3 separate regions of the Homo sapiens genome follow, and regions 2 and 3 are each linked to region 1. A link is a loop called in an ENCODE intact Hi-C map of the cell type or tissue named here. Cell type or tissue: endothelial cell of umbilical vein. All regions are shown on one strand. Region 1 holds the start of LINC02324 (long intergenic non-protein coding RNA 2324). Region 2 overlaps FUT8 (fucosyltransferase 8). Region 3 has its middle 25 kb from the start of MIR4708.

Region 1 (8,000 bases):
TGAGAACAGCATGCAGGTGACCCTGGGGTAGGCCACACCTGGGGTGGGCCCTGTCTGCCACCTACCCTGTAATCTCTCACTGTTGCTAATGTACACTCTAGGTGGACTGTTTTCTCAGAAACACTTGCCAAACAGCCCCATTGTTTGCTCCAGATCTAGTCTGAAAGAGCAAAATTTCCTCTTTGAACTGTAAATACCTGCTGAGAGCTCTTTAGAAATTCTAGGTAATTAAAATTCCTTTAAAGTATCCATAGCTATGATTGTCCCATACACGTCTGTGTGTTTACCTTCTAGTTTACACAATTACAAATTATGTTTGCATATACCATTATCTGATTTAATCCTCATGGTAAACCAGTGAGGTAGATGGTAACCCTTGAAACCGTCCCAGAGTTTTAGATCCTTCTCCAAAGGATTAGAAAGAGTTTAGTAATTTCAGCTGAGAGATGATTCCAAAGCCCTGGAGGAAGTTTCGCAACATTTCTCCTCTCCTCTATCTGAACAGTTCCTGCAGGACCTAAAAAGTCATGTTCTAGCCATTTTACTCGTGTTTGGAAGCTTTGAGAATATGAAGCTTTGAGCATATTGTTGCTTGTAGAATAATAAAGCAATCCGGTTACTTTATTCATTTTTTTCTCAACGTAAACATGTAACAAGATATTAACAAAGAAGTTCTGCTAAGGCCTGAAGACAATAGCAATGGCATTTTAAGCTAGGCACAAGACCACGTGCAGAGTGGGGAGAAAGCAGGCAAGAAAAAACTAACTAGTTTTGACTCTTGCACTCTGCATTCATGGTGATAGAATGGCCAGTCTGGCAGATGAGAAAGGAGGATTTCCGGACATAGTTTTTGGTGGGTTGTGAGTCCCATAGGAGAAGAGAGGAAGTATAGGGACCTCATCACAAGCTCAGGGAATGGGGTTTCAATTGTCCACTGAGAGGGCTTAATACACATTTCTTGTAGCTTAGGGAACTCAGTGCACAGGCGTCCAGTTCCCATCTGAAAAAGCCAAAGGACAGCAATAGGCTGACCCTAGCTTTGACTGTGGAGTAAGGTGGAGGCCAAAGGAGGAGGCTAGGACACCCTGTGCTCTCCAAATTTGTCATGATAGAGGGTGTGTGTATGTGTGTGGCCAATGTGGGCCACATCCAGGAAAGGCCTGGCAGTGAGGGGTTATCTTAGATTGTTCAAGAGTGCTGCATGGAGGGGCAAACTGGCCTCTCAGAGAGAAGCTCAAGGTATCACCAGGTTCAGAGGGTTGAGGAAGGAGTGAGTGAGTAGCAAGCATGGAAAGCATTTGTCCTGTGAAGCAAACTGCAGGGAAGAGCTCCTCAGTGGCCGGAAGGTCACTGCAAAGACCTGGTGAGAGTCAGCTGTCAATTATTTGCCAAGTCCAGAGCGAGCAGATGCTAAATTCCCAAGCCAGGGCCAGTCAAGCAAGAACTTTCCTGCTTCCCTGGCCTCTTCTCATTTGCAGGACTCCAGCTCTGAAAGAGGCAGGACTCATGGCTAGTAATCTGGGGAAGGAGGAGGAGAAATGTTAGCAGCTGACCACATACCCTTTCCCCAGTCTCCTTTGTCTTCACCTTTCAAGGATCCTGAGCTGGGATGGGGGAGAAGTTTCAACTTTAAAGCAAGAAGTTATGGGACTGAATAATTTAGTTACTAAATGCGTACTATGTGGTTTAAAGTGACCGGAAGATTGCTGATATTACTAAGTGTGACCAGAAAGTCATAGACTTGCTCTAAATTTCATCTGGGGCAGAGGAAGATCTGGCTTCCCCGGGCAGATGAAAAAGAACAGTGGGAAATCAAATAAATTTGCTTGTGAATACACTCCGTGAGTCTTGTTTGTTCAGCACAATGGCTAGCCACGTTTCCAATCCTGGGAGATTGACAAGTGCTCAGGGAAGACTGGTTTGTGGTTTTGAGTGGTCTCTGGGTCAGAATCCCAGACTTCACTGGAGAAGTGAAACCAACCATATAGATAGGCCAATTTCCACAGCCACAGTGGGGCTACAACCAAGAGGTCTCCATTGCTCCCCACCCGATTTAGAAACCCGTCCTGACCTGAGATTGACAATGGTGACAGCCACCTCTGTGCTCATTGCTGTAAGACCGTGGCAGCAGATGGCTATGGCTGCTATTGTTTGCCCATTGGGAATCCCAAACAAATCCACTAGCTATGCCCCTAGACACTGCCTGATGATGAATCTATTAAGAGATTGAATCCCTCTGGATGAATGGTTTGGATAATGGCTGTACATATTACAGTAAACAAAATGTTTTGGGAGACCTTCTTCACTTATTGTCTCTCAGCTCCAAACCTGCCCTTCTGTGCTTGCTTTGTGATGCTGGGCTAGGACTCTGCCAACCACAGTTTTGCTTTGCCAGCTGGCTCCACATTAGGCCCTTCCCACGGGAGGCCCCAGAGGGAACAGCATGGTGAGAGAGAAAGAAAGGCCTCCTTCCTTCCTGTCTGCTTCCTGTGGGTTTTCTGTACCTGTCAGTGTCACTCTAGTCTCACCTCTTCACCCTGGCAGTAGCAGCTCCTTCTTGGAGCAGCAGTTGAATGTAGTTTGCAGTTTTTCCAGCACTGACAGAACCAGCCTCATCATGCTCTTGTTCTCCCAGGAGATGTCGGGTCCTCAGGGCCCCTCTCCAGCTCAGAAATGCCAGCCCAGCCAAGCGGTGCCCCCTCCGTGGAGTCTGAGTCCCAAGTTTTCAAGTTTTAATAATTCCCACCCCTTCCTATTCTCAGTCCCAGGGGCAGGGGCTGCTTCCTGCAGTTTAGTATTTATTTTATAAATAAATAAAAATTATTTATTTATTTATTTTTTTCTTTTTTCCAAGACAGAGTCTTGCTCTGTCACCCAGGCTGGAGTGCAGTGGCGCGATCTTGGCTCACTGCAACCTCCACCTCCTGGGTTCAAGCAATTCTGCCTCAGCCTCCTGAGTAGCTGTGATTACAGGAGCCCCCCACTGCGCTAGGCTAATTTTTGTACTTTTAGTAGAGATGGGGTTTCACCATGTTGGCCAGGTTGGTTTCAAACTCCTGACCTCATGATCTGCCTGCCTCGGTCTCCCAAAATTCTGGGATTATAGGCGTGAGCCACCATACCTGGTCTTTTTTTTTTTGAGACAGAGTCTCGCTCTGTTGCCCAGGCTGGAGTGCAGTGGCGTATTCTTGGCTTACTGCAACCTCCACCTCCCAGGTTCAAGCGATTCTCCTGCCTCAGCCTCCCGGGTAGCTGGGACTACACGCGTGTGCCACCATGCCTAGCTACCTTTTGTATTTTTAGTAGTGATGAGGTTTCACCATGTTGACCAGGCTGGTCTTGAACTCCTGACCTCAGGTGATCTGCCTGCATTGGCCTCCCAAAGTGCTGGGATTACAGGTGTGAACCACTGCGCCCGGCCAACCTGCAGTTGCTTTTACTGTGACACCTTAGTGTCCTCTTTTAGTTATCTAGTTAACAACCTTTTTTTTTTTTTTTTTTTTTTGAGACAGGATCTCACTCTGTTACTCACACTGAGTGCTGTGGAACAATCATGGCTCACTGCAGCATCAACTTCCGGGGCTCAAGCAATTCTCCTGCCTCAGCTTCCGGAGTAGCTGGGACTACAGACACACACCACCACACCCTACTAATTTTTTATTATTTGTAGAGATGAAATCTCACTATGTTTTCCAGGCTGGTCTCAAACTCCAGGACTCTAGTGATCCTCTCTCATCGGTCACCCAAAGTGCTGGAATTAGAGGTGTGAACCACTGTGCTCGGCCCCAGTAATTCTTACATTACCTTCTCTGTTCAAATAACAGATGGTGTTTTCTGTCCCCTGAGTGAGACACATCTCAATGAAAAAAAAAATGGAGAATTACAGTATCCCAGAGGACTTGCTGGGGTAAAGAATTAGTGAGGCCTCTAGCGAGGAAAGACTGGAGTAGTTGCTTAACGTTTTTTTTAAATTATTTATTTATTTATTTACTTATGTATTCATTTATTTCGGGATAGGGTCTCACTTTGTTGCCCAGGCTGTAGTGCAGTGTTGTCAACCCTGCTCACTGCAGACTCAAGCAGTCCTTTCACCTCAGCCTCCCAAGTAGCTGAGACTACAGGCATGTGCCACCAAGCTCAGCTAATTTTTGTATTTTTTGCAGGGACAAGTTTTTGCCGTGTTGCCCAGGCTGGTCTCAATCTCCTGAGCTTAAGTGACCCTCCTACCTCAGCCACCCAAAGTGCTAGGATTACAGGCGTGAGCCACTGTGCCTGTCCCGGTTTTTGAATCACAGAGCCCTTGGAGAAAGAGATGGAACAAAGGACTTTCTCTCTAGGAAATGTAAATGTCTATCGGCACATTGCCTACCTGCAACCCTTGCACTCAGTTACTCAATTTTAAGCGTTGGTGGACCCCAAAGCCCAGGTACTGATTCTTGTGGTAGAATGTTGGCTAGGTTGAGTCTCCATGTTGGAGGAAATCTAGTGGGCTCTCAGAGGCTGTTGCCTAAACCTAGGAAAAGTCGAACAAAAGATCTGTCAGTCCGGGGTTGCCAAGGAGCTGTCCTAGATTTTCAGACTCCCTGAATTTGAGTTAAATATCCTGACTGTAGACCTGCCAACCACCCTGGACTTGTAATTGCTCTTGCATCTGAGGCCTTAACAATGTGTCATATTCAACAACAACTATTTTACTCATGGGGGCCCCGCCAACAAGAATGAGCCTTCTGAAGCAGAGCCCTGTTTTCTAGGCCATCCTCCCCCAGAGGCCCCTGGCTGGCCCCAGGAGGCCCCAACCTTCTCTCCCAGTCCTTCAGTGCCACGTAGAGTGTAGTCCTCCTGGACAGAAAGGCGCGTCGCCATCTCCTGGCCGGCACTATTACTGCACGTCCATTTTCTAGAAAATTCCTGGCATCTGGGTTCTATGTAAACGTAAGAACTTTTCCTTTACTGTGAGTTAGCAATCCGGATGTGTTTTGTGGAAGATTATGCCCTAAGCCCTTAGAAGGGAGGACACTGAGTTTGGGAAAAGTCACTACCTCTGGGCTTCATTTTTTGCCCTAAGGCAATGAGGTTATCCTGATGCTGAGGAATCTATGGCAAATTTTCCTTTCTCCCTCAAACTATCCTGTCAACCTTTTCATATTAGAAGGCAGAGAATGGAAAATACACATACACAGTAAGTACCTGCTACATATCTTTATAGAGCTGTCCTATGTATATTTGTTTTTTGGTTCCATGTTGATCTTTTCTTATTAATTATTTTTTGTAGATACAGGGTCACTATGTTGTCCAGGCTGGTCTCAAACTCCTGAGCTCAAGCAATCTTCCCGTCTCGGCCTCCCAAAGTGCTGGGATTACAGGCGTGAGCCACTGTGCCCAGCCTCCATCTTGATCTTTTAAGTTATTTAGACATTGCTCAAGATATAAGACTGATTTTTCTCTCTATTGATTGAAAAAGGCTTTACTGTTTTATTCATTTATTCCACAAAAGGATTTATTCAATCAACTCAAAAATTGTTATGCACCAGGCACTTTTGAAGTACTAGGGATACAGCAATAAGCAAAACAGACACAAGCCATTCCCTCATGGAGCTTCTTCCCTAGTGGAGGAGATAGGCAATAAATAAAATGTGCAGCGTGTTGGCTGAAAGAGGATGTGGGCCAAGAGAAGATTTTTTGTCTATCTGTTTTGTTTTTTAAGATAGGAGAAATTACAGCACATTTGTCTGCAGAGGGGAATGATCCAGGAAAGTGGGAGAAATGATGATGCACAAGAGAGGAGGGACCGGTGGAGAGATGCCTCGAGGAGGTGAGGGGAGGTGGCATCTAGTGCACAAGTGGAGTGGGTGATGCAAATATTTATCAAGCCCCTGGCAGGTGTCAGAACCAGGGCTATGTGCCGGAGATCCAGCAGTGAAGAAAATGGACAGTAGCCCTGCCTTCTTGTAGATTTCACCCTAATTAGGAAGATGGACAATAAAAAGCAAACTAGGCTGGGTGCAGTGACTCATGCCTATAATCTCGGCACTTTGGGAGGCCAAAGTGGGCAGATCGCTTGAGGCCAGGAGTTCAAGACCAGCCTGGCCAACATGGCGAAACCCCATCCCTACTAAAAATACAAAAATTAGCTGGGCATGGTGGTGTGTGCCTGTAATTCCAGCTACTTGGGAGGCTGAGGCCTGAGAATCACTTCAACCTGGGAGGCGGAGGTTGCAGTGAGCTGAGAATGCGCCACTGCCCTCCAGCCTGGGTGACAGAGCAAGACTCCATCTCAAACAAACAAACAAAAAAACAAACTAATAAATGAGGCATAGTACTCATGGCTTGGGGTATGTGCTATGACAGAAACACAATAGACATGGAAATCCTCTTCGAGAAGTGTCATTTAGACTGAGTTTTAAAGTATAACAAGGAGATGTCCATGTGCAGAGCCCGAGGAAAGAGGATTTCAAGCAGAAAGAATAACAAGTACAAGACCCTGGGCAGGAAGAGCTTGGCCCATTTGCGCACCTGATTGGAGGTGGGGCTGCTGGAGGGTAGTTAGCAAGGAGGGTGAAGCATGAGATGGGGTTACAGAGGTTGACCAGTAATAGATTTTAACAGTCAATAAATTTTATGAGCAAATTTGTAGATAACTCAAGGCTAGGAAGGACAGCTCGCACTGTTAAATGGCAAAATCAGAATTTAAAAAAAAAATTGCATTGATGGCATGTAACAAATCTCAATGTCAAATCTTGCATTTGGGCTCAAAAAACTCAGTTGCAAGAAAACAGTAAAAGGAAGATCAAATACACCACCAGTTGGTATGAAAAGTGTTCTGGGTTTTCCAGAAAGCAAAGCCTAAAACAGGCCTAAATTGCAAACTCTTTCCTGAGCAATGTGACTGAAGGAGCAGAAGTGAGAGAGTGGAGAGGCAAAGAGAAGAAAAAAGAACCAATACAGAGCTGTGGTGTTGAGGCAGCCTCGTCCGCAGGCTCCTGCTGGTCCAATCTCAGGGGCCCGTGGAGGAGCTCAAAAGGTGCCTCAGTGCCAACCAGAGAGCAAAGAGAGGGACTAGCATTTCTCCCTTGCTTCACACACCGCACACCAAAGGCTCTCTCCATGGGTGTCTCTCTCCCCCAAGTGTGAGTACGAAGCAGGCTACCGTGATGGTCCCACTTGCATTGTCACTCAGAGACTCAAAGGTAGAAAGCAAGGGAAGAGTGGGCCTGAGATGGTTCGTGGTCAACTGCACTTGTGGGAACTGGTAGGTGCCCCACAGAACTGGGCGCAGCTGGAATAAGAGACACGGAGACCCAAGCTCTGAAGTGATTCACGGTGGTGTCGCCTACATATAAGCTTAGGAATGACAATTTCCCTCTGCTTGGCATTTCATCTCGAAGTCTTTTTAGGCTTTCTGCGGAAACACGGGTGTGTAACTGAATCTCATTCTCAATGCTTGATATTTGGGCCTTAGAGGTAAAAAGGACCCCCAAAATACTATCCCAGAAGCCATAATAATTCCTTCTTTAAAATTTCTCAGGCCAGGCCCAGTGGCTCGCCCAGTGGTTCACCCAGTGGCTCACAGTATAATCCTAGCACTTCGGGAGGCTGAGGCAGGAGGATCACTTGAGCCCAGGAGTTGGAGAGCAGCCTGGGTAAGATAGTGAGACCTCATTTCTACAAAAAATTGAAGTTAGCTGAACGTGGTGGCACACTCCGGTAGTTTCAGCTACTCAGGAGTCTGAGGTGGTCGGATTGCTTGAGCCCGAAAGGTAAAGGTTGCAGTGAGCCAAGATCATTCCATTGCACTTCAGCCTGGGCAACAGAGCTAGACCCTGTCTCTAAATAAATAAATAAATAAATAAATAAATAAATAAATAAATAAAAATAAGGCCAGGCATAGTCACTCAGCCTGTAATCCCAGCACTTTGGGAGGCCAAGGGAGGTGGATCACTTGAGCTCAGGAATTTGAAACCAGCCTGGGCAACATGGTGAAACCCTGTCTCCACAAAAGA
Region 2 (8,000 bases), 380 kb before region 1:
CACGACTTATAAATTTAAAATTATAAAACAACACTGAATTTGTTTAGAAATTGTCAGGCCAGTAATAAAATTCATATGGAAACACAAACATCTAGAATACTCAATACAAATCAGAAAAAGATAAAACTAAAAGGCAAACACCATCTGATATTAAGACCTATTGTATCTGGCTTGAGTTGGTGTTTGAATGACTGATTGAATGAATGAATGAATGAATGAACAAAAATTTAAAAAATTTAAAAAAAGTTTTTAAAGACCTATTATAAAACTACATACAATAATCAAGACAGTGAGGTACTAGTATAAAGACAGATGACAAAGAGCATAATGAAACAGAAAAGAGTCCGGGAATAGGCCCACACATAAATGGACACTCAATTTATTTTTTAAATAAAGTCACAAAGATAATTTAGCAGACAGTTTTCACAACAAGAGGAAAACAAGAAATATACCTTTCTGACCCTCAGTTCAGCAAAGTTATCTTAGCTATGACAGAAAGGTGTGATCCACAAAAGAAAAAATTGATAAACTGGATTTCACTAAAATTAAAAGCTCTTCTTTTAGAAAGACACAGTTAAGAGAATGAAAAGATAACCCACAGACTAGAGGAAAAATTTTTTTTTTTTTTTTGAGACAGAGTCTCACTCTGTCACCCAGGCTGGAGTGCAGTGGCGCGATCCTGGCTCACTGCAACCTCCACCTCTCGGGTTCAAGTGATTCTTCCGCTTCAGCCTCCCAAGTAGCTGGGACTACAGGAGCGCGCCACCACACCCGGCTAATTTTTATATTTTTAGTAGAGACGGGGTTTTGCCATGTTGGCCAGGCTGGTCTTCAACTCCTGACCTCAGGTGATCCACCCGCCTTGGCTTCCCAAAGTGCTGAGATTACAGACATGAGCCACTGCGCCTGGCCAAGAAAATATTTTTAAATCCTACATCTGTTAAAGGACTTGTATCCAGACTACATAAAGTATCAAATCATCAGGAAAAAAAAGAAAAAACCTCATAAGCAAAAAGATTTAAATAAATGTTTGAACAAAAAAGACAAAAAGGCGAATTAAGCACACTAAAAGACGTTAGACATCATTAGTTATTAGGTAAATCCAAGAAAGCTGGACTGTGCAGCTGCAGCAATAGCTATATAGGCTGGCCTGGTTCACTGCTTACATCTGACATCACAAAACATGAAACAGCTAATCACTAGGGTTTCCTGTAGATGATCCTCATTCCTATTTTAAAAGCCTTTAAGGATGCCTACATGTTAAGTTTTTCTGAGATTTGATATGTATTTCAAAAATTATTCTCCCAAATAAAAACTTGATGAAAATCTTTATTCAAACAAAAAGGTACCATTCTAATACCCAAACATTAGCCCCACTCTAAAGGAATTCAATGCATTAAAACATAATATGAAAACCAGTAAATTACTGCTTTGCAATCAGAATATGAAAAACTAGTGAGTTGTAGCCTAAATGAAATGATTACACGGCTCTCTGAGAAATTAAACTTTTCCCATCAAAAATGCACTTAATAATTCATGTAAAACAGGTTGCCTTTCTTAAATACTTTCAACAATTATGCCATGAACATTGGAAAGAATAAAGATCTTAATTAAGAAAAAGAACGTAGGCACAAATAAGCAATATTAGGAAAGAAAAGAGAATCACAAACAGATAAGGAATTTTAAAACATATCAAAAATTACTATATTTTCAGGCACTTGCTTTAAAAACATAAAAAACATACTTTCTAGAGGAATTAAACTACAAAATGAACTCAATAATATATAAAAATTTTCAGTGGTCAAAAATCTATTGAATTTTTTGAAACTTTAGATTCAAGCATTTTTTTTTTTTTTTTTTTGAGACGGAGTCTAGCTTTGTTGCCAGGCTGGAGTGCAGTGGCACAATCTCGGCTCACTGCAACCTCTGCCTCCCGGGTTCAAGTGATTCTCCTGCCTCAGCTTCCCAAGTAGCTGGGATTACAGGCATGCGCCGCCACACCCAGCTAATTTTTTTGTATTTTTCGTAGAGACGGGGTTTCACCATGTTGGCCAGTAATGGTCTCGATCTCCTGACCTCATGATCTGCCCACTTCAGCCTCCCAAAGTGCTGGGATTACAGGCATGAGCTACCGTGCCTGGCCAGGTTCTAGCATTTTTATATGAGTTTTACAAATATTCATAAAACATCGAATCAAAATCTAGGAAATATAAAAAGAGAGGAAATTCTAAAATTCCATTCCTGAGATTAGTATAAGATTGATATAGAAGTAGACAAGGATAACAAAGAAATTAAAGACTAATTCAAATATAAGCTTATTTTCAAACTCCCAAATGATCCATTAGTAAATACAGCAATATATTTAAAAATACATGACTATCTCAACTTTATCCTAAGAATACTACATTGGTTTACGATTAGAAAAACTATTAATTTAAATTGATTACATTAACAAATTAAAACAAAATAAAATTACAATCTCAATGGAAACAAAAAATCATTAGATAAAATTTAATACTTATTCATTATAAACACCTTAACAAGAAAGAATGAATGGAAGGTAAACTCTTTAATTCAGTAAGGAATATTAGAAATTCATAATAAATATCACATTCTATGGATCAACTCATCAGTAGCATTCCTTTTAAATCTAAGAACAATAGAAGACAGGCCTGCCATCTATGCTTCTATTCATCACTGTACTGAAGGCCTTAGCTGAGGTAATAAGATAAAGAAGTAAGACTTACAAGTGTAGAAAATGAAGAAACAAATGTTATTCAGATAATATAAACTTTAATACAGAAAATCCAAGATAATCTACAAATCGTACTAATAAAGTTCAGGGACATCACTATATACAATATCAATGTACAGAAATTAAAGTCTCTATACAACAACAACCACAAATTACTAAATGTGTTTTTTAAAATATCACATTTACAACAGTAACAGCAGAATCATAATCTTTCAAGGAATAAATCTAACAAACAGCAACATACCTCATACATTAAAAAATTATAAATTTTCTGAAGAAGTAGTTGTTTCCCAAATTGATCTATAAATTAAATACAATTCTAATAAAAATTCCAAAAGGATTTTTTAATTAAATTTAGCAAAGTGATCCTAAAATACTTATGAAAAAGCAAAATCTCCAAAATAAGCTAGTTCATTTTGCAAAATAAGAAAAAAAATAGGATTTCCCCCCATCAGAAAACAAAACAAAGTTTTACTAATGGAAACAGTGTAGTATTGGCACAAAGCCAGATAAGACTAATGGAACAGAATAAAGCACCTAGAAAGAGATCTTAGCATATGACACAGGTATCATTCTAAATTAATATGGAAAGGAAAAATAATTCAATAAGAGATGGTTTCACAGAAAATTCAAACAATCTTACAAACAAAACTTAAAAATTTTAGAAGAAATTTTGCATTCTTCATGATCTTGGGAGAGAAAAGAATTTCTTAAATAAGATTTTTTTTTAAAAGCCCAAACCATAAAAAGAAAGACTAATAAATCTGACTGCCTTAAAACTTAAAAATTTTTGGGCAGGGCACAGTGGCTTATGCCTGTAATCCCAGCACTTCGGGAGGCTGAGGCAGGTGGATCATGAGGTCAAGAGATCGAGACCATCTTGGCTAACACAGTGAAACCCCGTCTCTACTAAAAATACAAAAAAAAAAATTAGCCAGGGTTGGTGGCAGGCGCCTGTAGTCCCAACTACTCGGGAGGCTGAGGCAGGAGAATCACTTGAACCTGGGAGGCGGAGGTTGCAGTAAGCTGAGATCGCACCACTGCACTCCAGCCTGGGCGACAGAGCGAGACTCCATCTCAAAAAAAAAAAAAAAAACTAACAATTTTTGTGCAATAAAATTAATAGACAAGTCACAGGTGGAGAGAAGAGAATGGAAAATATATAATTAATGTAGGATTATTATATAGATTTTATAAAGAACTCCTTCAAATCTGTAAGAAAAAGGCAAGGCAATGTAATAGAAAAATGTACAAAGTATATGAACTAGCAGTTCATAGAAGAGGACTTCATTCATCAGTAATCCTGAGAAATGATCAGCATTTTTGGTAACCAGGATATTTAAATTGAAACAGAGATACTCTCTCCTCTATTAAAATGGCGACAATTAAAAAGTGTGATACTGAGTGAGATAAGGATGCAGAGAAACTGGAAATCTCACATATTAATTTGTTTTTAAGGGCTGCCATAACAGAATACCATAAAATGGGTGGCTTAAACAACAGAAATTTATTTTATCACAGTTCTGGAGGCTAGAAGTCCATGATTAAGGCATCAGCAGGTTTGGTTTCTTCTGAGGACTCACTCATTGGGTTGCAGAAGTCTGCCTCTTCTCAACTGTATCCTCAACATGTCTTTCCTCTGTCTGCAAGCCTCCCCTCTTTTGTTTGCCCAAATTACCCCTTCTTATAAGGACACCATCACATTGGATTAGGGTCCACCTTAATGACCTGGTTTTAACTTAATCATCTCTTTAAAGGGACTATCTCCAAATACAATCACATCTGAGGGACTGGGGTTTAGGGCTTCAACATATGAATCTGGATGGGTGGGGGAAGCAATTAAGCCCGTAACATACATTAAAGGTAGCCCATATACATTAAAGGTAGGAACGTAATATTAGAATAATTTGTTTAGAAAATATTGCTGAATTGCTCCAAAGTTGAAAATGCACATATAATAAGACTGAGAATGTATCCTTCTAAGATTACCCTAAAGAAATTTTAGCACATGTCCACAAGGAGACACTAGATGTCCATTAATAGAGAATAAATAGTAAATTGTGGTTATTCATATATGGTAATTTAATCTACAGTTAAAATGAACAAAGTATACCTACAAGTATCAATCATGAATAATCTTACATGAATTTCACAATGTTGAGTGAAAAAAGTTGCAAAACATACATATATGTAGGATGATACATTCTTACAAATTTTAAAAAGATATAAAAACATGCTTTCATGCACACTTATTTACATAATATAAGAATAAAAATGTGGACAGGAGGTATGCACAACACTCAGAATAAAAATTCCTCTGGAAAGTGAGGAAGGAAAGTGGGATTAAGAAGTTATATATACTTCATTTATCTTTTGTATTGTTTTTGTTTCAATTTCATTTAGTTCTGCTCTAATCTTGGTCATTTCCTTTCTTCTGTTGGGTTTGGGTCTGGTTTGTTCTTGTTCTTGTTTCTCTAGTTCCTTGAGGTGTGACCTTAGATTGTCTACTTGTGCTCTTTCAGACTTTTTGATGTAGGCATTTAAGGCTAAGAACTTTCCTCTTTGCACTGCCTTTGCTGTATCCCAGAGGTTTTGATAGGCTGTATCACTATTATTGTTCAGTTTGAGGAATTTTTTAGTTTCCGTTTGATTTCATTGTTGACCCAATGATCATTCAGGAGCAGGTTATTTAATTTCCATATATTTGCATGGTTTTAAAGGTTCCTTTGGAGTTGATTTCCAGTTTTATCCCACTGTGGTCTAAGAGAGTACTTGATATAATTTCAGTTTTCTTAAATTTATTGAGACTTGTTTTGTGGCCTATCAAATGGTCTACCTTGGAGAAAGTTCCATGCGCTGATGAATAGAATGTATACTCTGTGGTTGCTGGGTAGAATGTTCTATAAATATCTGTTAAGTTCATTTGTTCCAGGGTAGAGTTTAAATCCATTGTTTCTTTGTTGACTTTCTGTCTTGATGACCTGTCTAGTGCTGTCAGTGGAGTTATTATTATTACTTATTTTGTTGCTGTCTATCTCATTACTTAGGTTTGGTAGTAATTGTTTTATAAATTTGGGAGCGCTAGTGTTAGGTGTGTATATGTTTAGGATTGTTACAAGGCCTTGTATATGTTTAGGATTGTAAAAGGCCTTGTTGGACAAGGCCTTTTGTCTTTTTTAGTTGCTGTTGTTTTTTGTTTTGTCTGATGTAAGAATAGCTACTCCTGCTCGCTTTGGGTGTCCATTTGCATGAAATGTCTTTTTCCACCCCTGTACCTTAAGTTTATGTCAATCCTTATGTTTTAGGTGAAGGCAGCAGATGCTTGGTTTGTGAATTCGAATCCATTCTGCAATTCTGTACCTTTTAAGTGGAGCACTTAGACCACTTACATTCAATATTAACATTAAGATGTGAGGTACTATTCCATTCATCGTCCTATCTGTTGCCTGTATACCTTGGATTTTTTTTTAGTGTATTTTTGTTCTTTTGAAAAGATAAATAAAATTGATAGAGCATTAGCAAGATTAACCAAGAAAAGAAGAGAGAAGATCCAAAGAAGCTCAATTAGAAAATGAGCTTATGGTCATTGTGAAAATTGCCATACCGCCAAATCTACAAATTCAATGCAATCCCCATCAAAATACCGCCATCATTCTTTACAGAATTAGAAAAAAACAATTCTAAAATTCACATGGAACCAAAAAAGAGCCCACAAAGCCAAAGCCAAGACTGAGCAAAAAGAACAAATCTGGAGGCATCACACTACCTGATTTCAAACCATACTATACGGCCGTAAGTCACCGAAACAGTGTGGTAGTGGTATAAAAATAGCCACAAAGACCAACTGAACAGAATAGAGAACCCAGAAAAAAACCCAAATACTTACAGCCAACTGATCTTCGACAAAGCAAACAAAAACATAAAGTGGGGAAAGGACATCCTATGCAACAAATGATGCCAGGATAACTGGCAAGCCACATGTAGCAGAATAAAACCTCATCTCTCACCTTACACAAAAATCAACTCAAGATGGATCAAGGACTTAAATCTAAGACCTGAAACTATAAAAAAATCTAGAAAATAACATCGGAAAAAATCCTTCTAGACATTGGCTTAGGCGAAGACTTCAAAAGCAAACGTAACAAAAACAAACAGGTGGGACTTAATTAAACTAAAGAGCTTTTGCACAGCAAAAGGAACAGTCAGCAGAATAAACACAACCCACAGAGTGGGAAAAAAATCTCTGCAAACTATGAATCTGACAAAGGACTAATATACAGAATCCACAGCAAGGAAAAAACAATCGCATCAAAAAGTGGGCTAAGGACATGAATAAGACAATTCTCAAAAGAAGATACACAAATGTCCAAAAGACATATGAAGAAATGGTCAACATCACTAATAATCAGGGATATGCAAATCAAAACCACAATGTGATACCACCTTACTCCCACAAGAATGGCCATTGTCAAAAACTCAAAAAATAATAGATGTTGGCGTGGATGTGGTGATCAAGGAACACTTCTACAATGCTGGTGGGAATGTAAACTAGTACAGCCACTATGGAAAACAGTGTGGAGATTCCTTAAAGAACTAAAAATAGAACTACCATTTGATCCAGCAATCCCACTACTGGTTATTTACTCAGAGGAAAAGAAGTCATTATACGAAAAAGATACTTGCACATGCATGTTTATAGCAGCACAATTCGCAATTGCAAAAATGTGGAACCAAATGCCCATCAATCAATGAGTGGATAAAGAAACTGTGTGTGTGTGTGTGTGTGTGTGTGTGTGTGTGTGTGTGTGTGTGTGTGTGTGTGTGTGAGAGATGGAACGCTACTCGGCCATGAAAATGAATGAATTTAATGGCATTTGCAGCATCCTAGATGGAACTGGAGACTATTATCCTAAGTGAAGTAACTCAGAAATGGAAAACCAAACATCCTATGTTCTCACTCATAAGTGGGAGCTAAGCTATGAGGATACAAAGGCATAGGAAGGATACGACGGACTTTGGGGACTCGGGGGAAATGGTGGGAAGGAGGTGAGGGATAAAACACTACAAATTGGGTTCAGCGTATACTGCTCGGGTGATGAGTGTATCAAAATCTCACAAATCACCACTGAAGAACTTATATAACGGAATACCACCTGTCCTCCAAAAACTTACGGATATAAAAAAAATTTTTTTAAAAACCATCAAAACTTCAAAAGATAAAAAAAAGGTTACATCTGTATTTTAT
Region 3 (8,000 bases), 140 kb before region 1:
TCACCCAGGAGCACATGTAAAATGACCCCACTGTAGGGGAGGGAAAATAGCTTTTCTCTACCCTTCTGAGTTCTTGGCTGGGGCCCCTGTAACAAAAGACAGGTTAACAAGAGAGAAGCATACAAACTTATTTAATAAGTGTAAAGTTTTAGAAAGCATGGCAGCCTTCATAAAGAAATGGAGACTCAAAGAAGTGGTAAAACCTGAGTGGTTTTATGCTAGGTTTGATGAAGAGTGGGGAGTGGTGGAGAAATGAGATAGGACAAAAGGGTGTGAGCTAAGCATGGTAAACTGAGGAAAACAGCAAGGCCTGGGAGTTCAGATTCTTCTCTGTGTCCCTTTGTCTTTAGAGGCAAGGATGCTCATTTCTTGCCAGTATAGAGAGGGCATCTCTCACATGAGGGTTTTATGACCTCCTTCAGGAAATGGGCAGAAAGTCCTTCCTGGCCGGGCGCAGTGGCTCACACCTGTAATCTCGGCACTTTGGAAAACCGAGGCGGACAGATCACCTGAGGTCAGGAGTTCGAGACAAGCCTAACCAACATGGTGAAACCCTGTCTCTACTAAAAATGCAAAAATTAGGCCAGGTGCAGTGGCTCACGCCTGTAATCCCAGCACTTTGAGAGGCCGAGGCCAGTGGATCACCTGAGGTCAGAGTTCGAGACCAGCCTGACCAACAGGGTGAAACCCCATCTCTACTAAAAATACAAAAATTAGCCAGGCTTGGTGGCGGGCACCTGTAATCCCAGCTACTCAGGAGGCTGAGGCATGAGAATCGCTTGAACCCGAAAGGCAGGGGTTGCAGCAAGCCGAGGTCACACCACTGTACACCAGCCTAGGAGACAGAGTGAGATTCCATCTCAAAAAGAAAAGAAAGTCCTTTCTGTACCTGCCATGTCTCAAATTCCTTCAGTTTAAAATATCCAATATGCTAAGGTAGTGTGTCCTAAACCTCATTACCTACTCCAGAAGTTCTTTTTTTTTTTGAGTCTCATTTATGAGGACAGAATTTCTTCTCTTTTTTTTTTTTTTTTTTTTTTGAAACAGAGTCTTGCTCTGTTGCCCAGGCTGGTGTACAGAGGCGCAAACTCAGCTCACTGCAGGCTCCGCCTCCCAGGTTCGCGCCATTCTCCTGCCTCAGCCTCCTGAGTAGCTGGGACTACAGGCACACACCACCACGCCCGGCTAATTTTTTGTATTTTTAGTAGAGACGGGTTTTCACCATGTTAGCCAGGATGGTCTCGATCTCCTGACCTTGTGATTCACCCGCCTCAGCCTCCCAAAGTGCTGGGATTACAGGTGTGAGCCACCACGCCCGGCTAATGAGGACAGAATTTCTTAATCAGAGGATATCTGGGGTCAGGTCTAGAAATCTGCACTTTTATTTTTAATTCCAGGTGATTCCTATGCATACTAATTGTTTAGCATTGCGTATCACCCTTGACCCTAAAGCAATTTGGGCTTTTTGTTTGTTTGTTTGTTTGTTTGTTTGAGATGGGGGTCTTGCTATATTGCCCAGGCTGGCCTCGAACTCCTGGGCTCAAGTAATCTTCGTACCTCAGCCCCCTGAGTAGCTGGGACTACAGCCACCACACCCAGCTTCTAAAGCAATCTGTAATCCATTGAGTCATTAGCTTAATTCTCAGCTCATCAATTCCTGTATTCTTTCCCTCAAACAGTCCCCCTTTTGAACTGAAAACACAGCATGCTCCTTAGAAGACAGCGTTGTGCTATTGGAAAGAGTAGAGGGAACAATTGTTGACAGGGACTATTTCAAGCTTTGGCAGGGAACACTTGTTAGAACAATCATAGCTAAATCATAGATTGTAAAACAGCAAAGCCTGGGAATCTGCTCTTCAGGGGTTAAAACAACATGCAACCCAACTAGCTGATCAAGTGTTCCAGGAATAAAAAGAACTGACAAAGAGCTTCAGAGTCATCACAACTGGCGAAACCAAAGCTCCATTGGCAGGCTGGAGGGTTGTTGAAACAAGATATGCTGCAACAAGTTCTGGAGTGAAAGAAAGAAAGCATTTCAAACAGCTGATGAAAGTTTATAAAATAGAGATAGGGGAGGATCTACCACAACATTCCCAGCGATTTCAGGAAATACCCAAGGCCACTAAAAGTGGATTCTTGGGGAGAGGAGAATGGGAGTTATAATTTATTTATTTATTTATTTATTTATTTATTTGTTTGTTTGTTTGTTTTCTTTGAGACAGACTCTTGCTCTGTCGCCCAGGCTGGAGTGCAATGGCACAGCGTCTGCTCACTGCAACTTCCACCTCCGGGTTCAAGCAATTCTCCAACCTCAGCCTCCCAAGTAGCTGGGAATACAGGCACATGCCACCACGCCCGGCTAATTTTTGTGTTTTTAGTAGAGACAGGGTTTCGCCATGTTGGCCAGGCTGGTCTTGAACTCCTGACCTCAGGTGATCCCCCAGCCTCAGCCTCCCAAAGTGCTGGGATTACAGGTGCAAGCCACCGCACCCGGCCATAGTCTATTTTTAATGTAAAATACTGAGTTTCTATGAGTCAGTAAGGTTAGTGCCCTTACTTAGGACAATAGTAATTTAGTCCTAGTAAGTATCCTTACAAGGTCTCTAGTAGATCCTTACATTTATAGAGCTTTTTTTTTTTTTTTTGAGACAGAGTTTTGCTCTTGTTGCCCAGGCTGGAATGCAATGGCACAATCTCGGCTCACCACAACCTCCGCCTCCCAGGTTCAAGCAATGCTCTTGCCTCAGACTCCCAAGTAGCTGGGATTACAGGTGCACACCACCACGCCCGGCTAATTTTTGTATTTTTAGTAGAGACGGGGTTTCACTATGTTGGTCAGACTGGTCTCGAACTCCTGACCTCATGATCCGCCTGCCTCGGCCTCCCAAAGTGCTGGGATTACAGGCATGAGCCACCATGCCTGGCTTTATAGAGCTCTTTACAGTTTAAAATCACCATGTAATCACTCTCATGTGATTGTATAGCACCTTGAAAGTTTCCAAAGTTCTTTCATCATACCTGATGACTTACCATCTTCATCACTGCTCTGCAGCATTTACCATCCCCATTTTGCAGAACAATTTTTTTGAGAAAATATGGGCTCATAAAATTACAGAATCTCTCCAAGGTCACCCAACTAATTTGTGTTCACTAAGTTGTGAACTCAACTTCAGTGCTTCCCCATTTCCACACCTGACTTTCTATTATAGACTTCTGCAAACAATAATAATAAAAAATAAAATGTAGCTCAGCCCATCATAGCATTTGAGGGCTATAAGCCAACTTCCCATTTGACAGATGAGAAAACCCAGGCACAAAAATGTTGAGGCTTTGCCCCAGGTCACATGGTTATCAACAGAGTCCGGATACTGGATCCCCATCTCCTCATTATCCAGTGCAGAGCTCATTCTACTTTGCCCTGCTTCCTCTCATACTTTGTGGATAGCTAGATATAAATCACATGTGTACATTTGGAATCTTGGAACAAGTGCCTTTAATAGGCCAGTCCTCTGAAGTATGGGAGCCTAACAGATTAAAAATGCTTTAGGTTGATTTAAAAAGGCATCTCTGGCCTTTGAATTTAGCTTTAAAAGCTTGGAATGTTTGTCTTCTTACTCCATAATGGTATAATCAGTACACTTACCACATTAAGCAATGCAGAAACACCTGCTGTGAGTCGTGCCCACATTTCTATTATTGGTATAGATGGCTGTAAACCCAGCTAATGGCAAGACTGACAGAGTTGTTTCATGTTAGATTTTGATAAAAGGGAGAGAATCATGCAGATTTGAAACATGATTTGTAAAATTACCAGTTATCAGAGGATGCATGAGGGCTAGTCCCACAACATAAGGTAAAAATGAGTGTGCCTGGCCAGGTGCAGTGGCTCATGCCTGTAATCCCAGCACTTTGGGAGGCTGAGGCGGACGGATCATGAGGTCAGGAGATCAAGATCATCTTGGCCAACATGGTGAAACCCTGTCTCTACTGAAAATACAAAAATTAGCTCGGTGTGGTGGTGTGTGCCTGTAATCCCAGCTACTCGGGAGGCTGAGGCAGGAGAATGACTTGAACCCAGGAGGCGGGAGGCGGAGATTGCGATGAGCAGAGATCATGCCACTGCACTCCAGCCTGGGTGATAGAGCAAGACTCCGTCTCAAAAAAAAAAGAGTGTGCCTTGCAGGGATGCAATCAGAAAATTGTAAACCCACGTTCATAGCTGTATTACTCACATTAGCCAAAAGGTGGAAGCAACCCAAGTGTCAGTCAACAGATGAATGGATAAATAAAATGTGTTCCATGCATACAATGGATTATTATTCAGCCTTAAAAGGGAAGGAAATGCTGACCACAGTATAACATGGATGAACTCTGAAGACATCATGCTAAGTGAAATGAGCCAATCACAAAAAGACAAGTAGTGTGTAACATACTTGGAGTAGTGAAATTCACAAAGATAAAAAGTAGAATAGCGGTTGCCAGAGCTGAGGGGAGGGGAGAATGGAGAGTTTGTGTTGAACAGGCTCAGAGGTTCAGCTAGGGAAGATGAAAAAGTTCTGGAGATGTATGGTGGTGATGGTTGCACAACAACGTGAATGTACTTAACGCCACTGAACTGTATAGTACACTTAAAAATAGTTAAAATGATGAATTTTATGTTATGTATGTTTTGCTGCAATACACAAGAAAATGAATGTGCCTTGTTTATTGGTTTCTTCTCTCATTTTCGACGGGCAGCAGAGCATGTGTCCTTGGGGCAGCCCAGGGATTCCAGCTCAAGCTCCAGATTGTTTGCATCCTTCTTCAAAACTTCACTAAAAACACCATCACAAGAAAACAGTAAGACAAACCCCAAAAGTAAAACAGATGCCCTGGTCTCTTCAAAAGTCAGTGCCCCTAAAAAAGAAAAGATTGGTTCTTAATAGGAAAAAAAACAGTTCTAAAAGACATTTTGGGAGCAACTGAAAAAGTGTGAATATGGACTCAGTATTAAATAATATTAAAGAATAATTATTAGTTATTGTAGATGTGGTCATAGTGTTCTGGTTGTGTAGGAGAATGTCCTTATTTGGGGTAACCATATGCTGTTAAGTATTTAAAGTGTCATGATGCTCAGCAACTTATTTTCAAATTATTAAGGGGAAAATATATGTACTCACCAAACAGTAAAATAATAGCACAAAAAAACACAAATAACAGCAGAAAACAAAATGGCAAAGACATAGATAAAACAATTATTCAGTGTAAATTATGCAGGGCATGGTAGCTCACACCTATAATCCCAGCACTTTGGGAGGCCAAGATGGGGCTGTCCACTTGAGCACAGAAGTTCAAGACCAGCCTGGACGACACGGAGAAACCCCATCCATCTCTACCAAAACCACAAAAATTAGCCGGGCATGCACCTGTAGTCCCAGTTACTCTGTAGACCGAAGTAGGAGGATCGCTTGAGCCTGAGGAGGTCATACTACTGCACTCCAGCCTGGGCAACAAAGTGAGACCCTATCTCCAAAAATGATAATAATAATAATAATGTAAAAAAAGTAAATGATGTATTTAAAGGTGTTACTTGCATTAGTTTTCAACATTTTTGTACATGTGATAATTGTTATTAAAAAGTGTTTAAATATTGAGTATCTATGGTTTAATAAATATTTTTATTAATTTATTTATAATTCACACAAAATAATTGTACATATTTATGGGATACAATGTGATGTTTCAATGCATGTGTATACTTTATAATGATCAACTCAAGGTAATTACTATACTCATCACTTTAAACATTTATCATTTCTTTGTAATAATACTCAAAATCTTCTCTTCCAACTATCTTGAAACATAGACTGCATCGTTACTAGTTACAGTCACCCTACCATGTAATGGAACACTAGAACTTATTCTTCCTAACTGTAACTTTTTACCTGTTGACCAACCTCTCCTGTTCTCCTCCCCTCCCTACCCTCCCCAGCCTCTGGTAACCACTATTCTACTCTCTGCTTCTAAGAAATCAACTCTTTTGGATTTCACATATGTGTGGAAATCATGTGGTGTTTGTCTTTCTGTGCCCAGTTTACTTCACTTAACATAATGTCCTCCAAGTTCATCCAGAAGTCACTATTAAATTGCAAATTTATGCCTTCTCTAGTCAAACCACCATTACCACCAGTTCAGGGTGTACCAGGCACTTTGCTAAAACTTCACACACACTATTTTATGTGATTTGCACTCTGCCTCTATCAAGAGACTATTGTCATTACCCTCACTTTTGCAGATGAGAAACTGAGGTGCAGACATTAAGTAACCTGTCCAAGATTATGCAGCTAGTGAGTGACAGAGCCGAGGTTTACACATAGACAGTCTGGCTGTAAAATAGGTCACATCTTCCAAACTGGAAGCCCTGAAGAAAATTTTAGATACTGAGGCAAGCCTATGATGGAGATGTGTTGGGGGCCCTCAAATCATGGCCATTAAGGGGGTATCTCAACCACCTAAGGGTAGGGTCTGCTTAGGCTGCAGAGCCCTAAAGAAATAGCCTCTGTTCGAGTATTCTAGCAGTGAATCTGGGTATTTTGCCCCTCCCAGGGAAGCTGAGACTGTTTTACAGCTATTGTCTCATCTGTAGCCCTAGGCAGGATGGGAACTGTTATAAATAATTCTTTCTAGTTTCAACTCTGGAGACTTGCCCGAGGCTTCTGGCTCTGTGGTCCACACCTGGCTTCTGTAGACAGCAACAACAGTAACTACAGCAGTTGACATTTTTATAATACTTGCTATGTGACAAGCACTCTTCCAAGTACTTTAAATACACTAACAAATCCCTGCAACACTTCTGTGGAGTAGACATATTATCCCCATTTTAGAGATAAGAACACTGAATCACAGAACATAAGTAAATGCCCAAGGTCACACACCTAGTAAGTGAAGGAACCTGGCTCCCGCCAGAGTAAGTACTCATGGCTTCTATTAATCCAGATGAGACCCAGAAGCTCCCTTCTGGTTCTTACCTCTCCTGGGGAGAACTTTGTCCCAGTGCTTGCCCCTGACCACATGAGTTGAATGAAATCAACTCAGGTGGCACGGAAAAGAGGCCAGCAGTAGTGGCCTCAGTGCCTCTGCCAGATATGTGAGCCGGTGTTCCAGTACCCTGCTCTCTCCACATTTTACCTTTGGGCCTTTGTTTTTTTACAAAGCAGCAGTAACTCCCAGATGGTTTGATATCAGAGGTCATCACCCCACCTTGCTGCCTACTAAGGACATGGTGGCCCAGCCCTAACAAACCACAGAAAACTTGCATGCTTGTCTTCAACGGAAAGAAGAGAAGGCTTCCTGGTGGGCCCTCCCTAATGGAGCCAACCACAAAGCCAGCCATTGGACAGGACTCTAAAGTAAGGAAAGGCAGTCCCCTCCCAATTCCCCACCCACACTCTCTCACCTGCCACGTCAGGAAGTGTAGGGTGAACCTCTTTATACTCAGGTGTTAGTCATGCTTCCTATCCCTCCCAAGGGGGCATCCTAATATGGGATCCCTTGGAGGCAGCAATGACTCACCCAAAGGAATGACGCTGGTAACAGAACGATCATCAAATGATGATAATCGAATGAGGCTTTTTTTTTCCCTTTCTGCTATAGGAAAAAAAGAAAAAAATATATTTTTCTTTTCTTTTCTTTTTTTCTGAGATGGAATTTCACTCTTGTCACTCAGTCTGGAGTGCAATGAGGCAATCTTGGCTCACTGCAACCTCTGCCTCCCAGGTTCAAGCAATTCTCCTCCCTCAGCCTCCTGAGTAGCTGGGCTTATAGGCATCTACCACCATGGCTGGATAATTTTTGTATTTTTAGTAGAGATGGGGTTTCACCATGTTGGCCAAGCTGGTCTTGAACTCCTGACTTCAGGTGATCCACCCACTTCAGCCTCCCGAAGTGCTAAGATTACAGGCGTGAGCCACTACACCCGGTGGAAGAAAAAATTCTATTCCTCTTCACTGACCTCCTAGCTC

Evidence for each region. Hi-C counts contacts between places; a loop is a spot of excess contacts. Peaks named below come from ENCODE experiments on the same cell type or tissue, not always from the same donor. Only the 100,000 strongest peaks of a DNase experiment are listed, where the experiment ranks them.
Region 2: a loop joins it to region 1, with 11 times the contacts of the local background. A loop is called at or near these places in 10 of 110 quality-filtered maps.
Region 3: a loop joins it to region 1, with 6 times the contacts of the local background. A loop is called at or near these places in 16 of 110 quality-filtered maps.

What each region holds. Positions count from the first base shown.
Region 1 is chr14:65,219,398-65,227,397 of GRCh38, reverse strand. It overlaps LINC02324 (long intergenic non-protein coding RNA 2324), which reads left to right and starts at 5,051. Exons shown (of 4, transcript NR_103769.1): 1 at 5,051-5,179. RefSeq lists enhancers at 794-1,673, 1,674-2,554, 4,579-4,718 and a silencer at 1,653-1,947. In endothelial cell of umbilical vein, a CTCF peak has its summit at 4,862 (motif pointing left); a DNase peak (open chromatin) is centred at 4,877.
Region 2 is chr14:65,601,925-65,609,924 of GRCh38, reverse strand. All of the region lies in intron 3 of FUT8 (fucosyltransferase 8), which reads right to left. Among named protein-coding and RNA genes, the nearest start is that of MIR625, 130 kb to the right of the region's middle. In endothelial cell of umbilical vein, no CTCF peak of the experiment used is centred here; no DNase peak of the experiment used is centred here.
Region 3 is chr14:65,356,002-65,364,001 of GRCh38, reverse strand. It overlaps a transcript of FUT8 not described here. Among named protein-coding and RNA genes, the nearest start is that of MIR4708, 25 kb to the right of the region's middle. RefSeq lists enhancers at 7,966-8,000, 6,876-8,000. In endothelial cell of umbilical vein, no CTCF peak of the experiment used is centred here; DNase peaks (open chromatin) are centred at 4,311 and 7,411.